Regions from separate parts of the Mus musculus genome. Here region 2 is linked to region 1. The links are chromatin contacts, found by Hi-C or POLR2A ChIA-PET in ENCODE. All regions are on one chromosome and are shown on one strand. Each heading gives the region's core, a stretch centred on a gene start or an enhancer-like site at or near the end of the contact. The rest is flanking DNA. Distances are from core to core; before and after follow the strand shown.

Evidence for each region. Hi-C counts contacts between places; a loop is a spot of excess contacts on that map. ChIA-PET counts read pairs that join two places held with the same protein, here RNA polymerase II (POLR2A).
Region 2: POLR2A ChIA-PET joins it to region 1 with 27 read pairs in embryonic stem cell. The contact joins the promoter of Agbl5 here to the promoter of Preb in region 1. A Hi-C loop is called at or near these places in 1 of 37 maps with a recorded cell type or tissue (T-helper 2 cell). POLR2A ChIA-PET finds 5 or more read pairs at or near these places in 3 of 5 experiments (Patski and embryonic stem cell).

What each region holds. Positions count from the first base shown.
Region 1 is chr5:30,958,466-30,961,997 of GRCm38, reverse strand. Preb (prolactin regulatory element binding) reads left to right here and starts at 1,671. Exons shown (of 9, transcript NM_016703.3): 1 at 1,671-2,027; 2 at 2,586-2,775; 3 at 3,062-3,282; 4 at 3,447-3,527. The coding sequence starts at 1,893.
Region 2 is chr5:30,886,965-30,890,496 of GRCm38, reverse strand. Agbl5 (ATP/GTP binding protein-like 5) reads right to left here and starts at 1,563. Exons shown (of 16, transcript NM_001374737.1): 1 at 973-1,563; 2 at 117-377. The coding sequence starts at 331. It overlaps Gm35795 (a long non-coding RNA gene), which reads left to right and starts at 1,542. Exons shown (of 2, transcript XR_376844.2): 1 at 1,542-1,650; 2 at 2,503-3,532. It overlaps n-TYgta9 (a tRNA gene), which reads right to left and starts at 2,414; the gene lies at 2,326-2,414. n-TAagc15 (a tRNA gene) reads right to left here and starts at 1,982; the gene lies at 1,910-1,982.

The sequences.
Region 1 (3,532 bases), core at 422-2,921:
AAACAAAAGGGAAGGAAAGGCATCAGGATCAAACTTTCTTAGCCAACCCCAGTTAGAGTGTTTGTCCATCCCCTCAACAACCATTTGCAGTAGAATGTTCACAAGAAATAGCACATGATGTTCTTGCCTAGACTTGGAGGAATTTGGGTGGGAAGAGTATGTGGTAGATAATATCTACAACAGGAAATGACCATCAAACCAAAACAACTGCATTAGAGCCTGGCTGCCAGGTGCTTAGCGACCTTCCTTTCACTTGCTCAACAGTGTTTTACAAACAGGAACTGACATAAAATAAGAGAAGCGGCCAGTGTGAACTGGAGTTTGCCTAGTCATTTTTCATTCACACAGTGAGAAGTTCTGCTTCTTAGGACATCTCTGAAACCAAATATGGAGTGTTTTCAGACACATCTCCAATTCTAAGACACCAACTAGGTATCTGTCCAACAATGGAACGAAATTTCTAACACCACCCACCCACAGGTGTTCACACTGGATAGATCCCATAAATCAAAGGGACTGATCCTAAAGGATCGTTTCCAGTGTCTCCAGCTTTGAGTCCTGACCATCTATCTGTACTTCTAAATAACAGGCTGGGAAGCAGAAGTCCCTGTGACTTCCTCTGTCAGTCTGGTAAGTTGTCAGAACAGCACACAGAGCTCACTTCCATCTTCCTTAGGATTTCTCTTCTAGCATAAAGAATAGAACTCAGAATTAGCAGAAGGGAAGAGATGTGTAGGGCAAGGTACATGGAGGATAAAGGGTGAAGAATGCAGTACTTCCTTGCCCTCTCTGGGCACACCATCCATCCATCCAGCACCTACATGAGACCACCAACCCAGGAGCTCATTGATCCCTATTGTCTAGGGTTGTTTTAAAAACAAATATTTCATCATATGGGCACATACTGGCCACTGGTGACTGAATTCAGTGTCAAGTTCCTCTCTCCTCCCTGAAGGCTAGTAAATGGGCCTAAAATTGGCTTCTTCTAATCACGTGGTTTGTTCAGCTGCATATGGGTCCAAAAGACACCATGGTAGTATAAATTCATGTATGGTTGACTGGGGCTCATTATGAATCGCAAAAGACATCAAATACTAAAATATAAACCATATTCAAATAATGGTCCTTACATCTCTATAATGTGAACATGTTCCAAAAACACTTAAATAGTAGGGTAACCAAATAGCCCGGTTTATCTGGGATTTTGTGGGTTTTTGTGCCTAGTCTCAAGTCTTGCCAGTCCCATGAGTTCGATGTTCCAGAAGTGGATGTCAAGCCATAAGAAAGAGTCCAATCAACCGCGGAGGATGCTCTCAAAGTGGGGACTGATTTCTTCATATTAGGATATTAGGAAGCAGTGAATCTGTTTTGGAGTGTCTGTCCTCCACACAACCCGGGAGAACCCATTTCCTCCCTGGAGTAACACACAAAGGCCCGGCTTGTACGAGTCTGCTGTGTATCTCTCCTGAAGTGGGGACTGTCCCAGTCCGAGAACTTTTTAATTCGATTTACTGATCTTCAGTAATCTCTTCTAGCCCCACCTCCCACGCCCCACACAAAGATGGCAGCTTCATCGTCATTCGGGGCTAGGACCCGGATCCGACGCCAGGGTTCCGTGACAGCGCGTCCCGCTAGTGCTGACGCGGATTGGCGTCTTGCGCTTGCGCAGAGAGAGCCCAGGAGCTCGGCGCGTGCGCACTGAACGCCTGCAAGACCCAGTCGGCCGCGCGGGCGCAGATCGGCTGCTTGCGGTGGTTTGAGTGGTGGCAAGTCCAGTGCTGAGAGGGGTCGGCAGTCTTCCGGAAAACTCTAGCGCCAAGTTCCTGAGCTTTCGGAGGCGAGGCGCGGCATGTCGTGGGTTCCGCGGGGTTGGCGGTGAACGTGCGGGCGGGATGGGTCGGCGCCGGGGTGTGGAGCTGTACCGGGCCCCGTTCCCGTTGTACGCGCTTCGGATAGACCCCAAGACTGGGCTGCTCATCGCTGCGGGCGGAGGAGGAGCTGCCAAGACCGGCATAAAGAATGGCGTGGTGAGAACGCAGGGCCACTGAGAACAGGTTATACCGTGGCCCAGGGAGATTCCAGGGTGGCCGGGGGATGCAGAGGTGAGCAGTACCCCTGATTTAGTCCCTACCCATTTCTAGCGGGAGCACCCAGGATTGCCGTTCGGGTGCTGGTTTCACCTGAGCAGAGTGGTTGAGACAGCCAAAATTAGACTGAAAGCTGTGCAGGTCTGCGAATCCAGGACTGTCCACGCCGGATTACGAGAGCTGGTCCAGGGCTCATACGCTGGCCTTTTCCAGGAAGGCACATTGTCTTGTCCATCTTCAAGCAGCTGGAGACGGAATTCTTTTCTTTCTGTAAACTGGACCTAGTAATCTAAACCCTGCTTGCTGTATGAATTAAGAAGCTCCAGTAAGAGAATACAGCTCTAAGCAACAGCAACAACAACCAAAGAAACAAAAAAACAAAAAAAAACAAAAAATAAGAGCTGGAGGTGCGGGAAGCAAAAGTACAACTGAGAGAGACTAGGATTTAATGTGACTTCCGGGCTGGCCTGACCTTTGCCCACTTTGGTTCCCTCACAGCATTTTCTGCAGCTAGAGCTGATCAACGGGTGCCTGAGCGCTTCCTTGCTGCACTCTCATGACACGGAGACACGGGCCACCATGAATTTGGCGCTTGCTGGTGACATTCTTGCTGCCGGACAGGATGCCCAGTGTCAGCTTCTTCGTTTCCAGGTCCATCAACAGAAGGGCAGTAAAGCGGAGAAGTCAGGTGAAGAGCTTTGGAAAAAGTCGCTCTAATTCTTGGTCTCCAAAAACGAGAGATTAGGTGTGGGGCAGTGGTCACATTGAAGTCTGTACTTGGGTCACTAGAGGACTGGTGTTAGTTAATACAGATGCTCAGGTCCATCTGAGGGAGGTGGTGCACAGCTGTAGTCTCAGAGCTTAGGAGTGGAGGCAAGAGGATATTTAAGGCTAGCCTGGGGTGCCTAGCAAATCCCTGTCTTAAAAAACAACAACAAAGGAATCTGGTTCCTGGCAAATTGTTTGTGTTGCAGGTTCCAAGGAGCAGGGACCTCGACAGAGAAAGGGGGCTCCTCCAGCAGAGAAGAAATCGGGAGCACAAGTTCACCCCGAAGGGGTTGAACTCAAAGTAAAGAATTTGGAGGCAGTACAGACAGACTTCAGCAATGAACCGCTGCAGAAAGTTGTGTGCTTCAACCATGATAACACCCTGCTTGCCACTGGAGGAACTGATGGTCATGTTCGTGTCTGGAAGGTGTGGTTTTAGGGGCTTGGGGGGGTGGGTGAGTGTTAGTTGCAATAACACCAAAATTGTGAGAATCTGAATATGCATTCTGTGAAACTTGAGTGGCCATTGGGGTAAGAGGGATGGGGATTTCAGCGTTCTCGCTGTCTGGTCTGTAACTGTCTTGGCTGTAGGTACCTAGCCTGGAGAAAGTTCTGGAGTTCAAAGCCCATGAAGGGGAGATTGGAGATTTGACTTTGGGTCCTGATGGCAAGGTAAG
Region 2 (3,532 bases), core at 314-2,813, 71 kb after region 1:
GTAAGGAGGGAAGGGGGGAGGGTTTACAAGAGATACTGTGCTGGTGCTCAAAGTCAATGCCTGACTATAGGATGCATCCAAGCACTCGGCCTTCCCACCCCCTGCAGTCCTCATACCTGTTGCCATTTTCATATTCCGTTTCAGCACAGTCAGGCCGGGTCCACACGTTGAACTCGTAGTCAGGGGAAGCAGCAGACCCACTAGCGGGGGCTGTTGCCACCCCTCCTACGCCTTCCCCATCACTAGACACAGTCTCCACCTTTTCCACATGGGCTAGGTTCCCTGAATCAAAGCGAGAACTGAACAGCAATCCCCCACAGCGCAGCTCCATGGTGGGGCTGGGAAAGCATCCTCTTGCCCCACACAGGCCCTGAGAGCTGGGGGGAAAAAAAATCAAAGTTGGGATAGGGAGGAAGGGCAGAAAATGAAACAATGTGTTTGGTATGTCTGGATAAATGAGAAATGTCTTTTCTACTCTATGAAGCAAAACGCTCTTATTCATAGAAAACCTGGAAGTAGCCTTTCAGTAAGATCAAGAGAAAGCACAACTCTGTCCCTGGACACCCAAGGAGTATGAGCGACCTAAAAACACCCTATTTTACTACATCACCACCGTTCCCCAATCGAATGCTCACTAGCTTCCTTAGTTGAGTTGGAAAACGCTAGATTCTCAAGCTTTTTAACAACCTAAGAGGCAGAGACTCGAGGTCGGGTGGTTGCCACTGACTCTATGAGGGAGAGGCCATATTAAAATTTCCTATATTGGCTTTGTACTGGACAGCCCGGAGCAAGAAGAACCAAGTTTCTAAGTGTAAATGGTAGCTTCCTTTCTTTACCTCTTTTGTCTTCACAAGCACCGACTGTAATTATACTCGTTTCTCGGAGACCTTGAAGAGCGTTGCTACCACCCCCTTCCTCTACTACGCCTATTATGAAAACGTAGCCTATGCCCGGCCAAAGCCACTTGCTCACCTGCCCTGAACCTCAGTTCCAATTAGGGTCTGTTTCCATCCTCCCGCCCTGTAGACACGAGCCCGTGCAAAAGCTACCCTCGAAGGTGTGGGTAACGGGCGTCCTAAGCACCCCTAGGAAGGCTGGGCCAGTAGAGTCCCGCTTGGAAGCAGCAGGCAGCTCCTCGATTCGCGAGGACCCTCGCGCTGCCTGGCTTGTCCAGGGCAGGGTGGGGTTTGGAAGCGTGGGAGGGGTCGAGACAGGTACACTGGCGGACAGGAAGGCGGGTCCTAGGGGTCAGAGGTGAGGCCACAGGAGCAGAGGGAGTCAACCAAAGGCGGGGTCGGCGGGCCGGCCGCGGCAGGCCGGGGGGCGGGGTGGCATTCGACGGGGGCTCCGGCAGAGCGGGCTGAGAAGGGGGCGGGGCCTGCCGGCGGGGCCGCAGTCCACGCGAAGCCCCTCACCTCTCTCCGGGCCGCTGCTCCCGCTCCCTCTCCCGCTAGCGAGGCGGCACCTCGGGCCCCGGCACCCGGGCCCTCCACCCGGGACCCACACAAAACCAGAGAGCCGCGGTGCCGGGACCCCACTCTGCCAGGAAACAAGAAGTCTCTTGCCTATTGGCCGCAGCTGCAGCTGGCTACCCGCCCAGTAAAGCGCACTGCCATTGGTCGCCACGCAGGGTTCCGTGCACGTTGGCAGGTACCTGTGAGGGGGCCGTTTGGGGGCTTCCGCGGGCCACCGCCGTGTGCGGCTCACTAGGCGTCTTCTCTGTAGGCGGTTAACGGCCCGCCTCCCCGAGGCGGGAAAGACAGAGCAGTGAGCAGGAAACAGGAAAAGACTTACCTGTGAATAAGAAAATAGCATGTGAAGCCGATCTTTGTTTACCGTGCTCCTAGCTCTACTGTGTAACGAAACGTGGACACAACAGATCATGAGCCTGATGGTGTGTAAAAGGAAGTGGAGGATGCGGGCATCGATCCCGCTACCTCTCGCATGCTAAGCGAGCGCTCTACCATTTGAGCTAATCCCCCAGCTGTAGTGCTGTACCTTCCTGTAACCTTTACAAGGTTTCCTGAGACTCAGTTTTCTAATGTAGTTCACAATATAAAGTAGGATGGAGCCCTCAGCAAGATTTTGAAACAGAGCCATGTAATACATACATAAGCAATAAGGACTTTTCTTGAAGTACATGTCACTATAGCTTTAACACCTAATATGCGAACAAGGTACGTTGTACTTCGACTACTTAACTGCTATATGTACTCAAGGGGTTTTCAACGTAGCCAGGAAAATACACTGCCTATCCTCAAGTAAGCGTTTCCCCCACGGAGCAATTGACCTAGGGTGTAGGTAAACTAAAAGTAGTGCACGAAGTCCTTCGAGCCGGAATCGAACCAGCGACCTAAGGATTACCATATTGTACTGACTACAGTCCTCCGCTCTACCAACTGAGCTATCGAAGGCCCCGCTGCGTCGGGCTGCTGCAGTTTTCCCTCTAATGCTTACCAAGATTTTTTTTTTTTCCCTAATGTGTTTCTGCGTAAACTAAAGGATCCCGGGCCAGAAGAAAGGCGGGCTTGCAGGCTCGCACCCTGCGGCAGGAGCTCGCCGTGAGCCGGATTGAGGCTAAAGCTGGGGCGGCCTTCCTCTCGCTAAGCAGACATTAGTTTCGGTGTTTGGGACTACGAATGCTGCTTCTGCTCCAGGTTTCCTTTGGTTTTCGGCGTGATGAAAGTATATAAAGCATGTTGTTCTGATGATGCGAAAGACATTCGCTCCGTCAGCTGAAGTGTCGGGGTCCATTCACCGAGACCCAGGCCAGAAGGGAAGACCGAGCCACGGGAGCGAGGGACCCCTATGCCCTGGACGCTGGGATGCAGCGGCGGCCCGGACTCCTACTCTCCGAGCCCACTGGCTGGGTGCAGTCCCAGGTCCTGCCCTAGTCGCTTATAACCTCGCTTTTATGGTCGAGGTCTGGGAAAGGTTTCCGCCCCACCTGGGCTTCACTGCCAACCAAGTGTCTTCTCTGCCGTGATGGGTTGACCCCTTATCTGGCTCACGTATTTGTTGCTCTTCCTCACAGGGCCAGCCCTCTATTGGCTCACAGAAAGCTCACCCATTTTTTTAAACAAAGGAACAAACTCAACGCCCAGGTCCTCTGTGCAGTCTGCTCTGACTGGCGGAGTGGTTGGGTCCAGGAACCCTCCCCCAGTCGCAGTTCTGAAACACCCAGCTAGGTAGAGAGGTGGTTTGAAATCTTACTTAGATTTCATTCTGATGGGGGGGGCGGGGGGGAGCGTGTTGCTACCGTGACCAAAACTCATCTGCCTATAGTTCTCAAGGCATGCCCTTAGCATTTGAAGCAGTTCATATTTCTCTCTTTCTCCTCCTCTCCTTCTTTTCCTCATTACAACCCCCTACCCCACTATCTGTCTCTCCCTTGTTTTATTTTTGTGAAGCCTTTAAAATTTGAGGTTCATATAACATACTTATCCCTTTGTTTCTCAAGTCTACAGCACCAAGTATTCCCAAAGGGGTCTTCCACCTACACTGATCAGGGAAAGTCCAAGTGAGCGTTTTA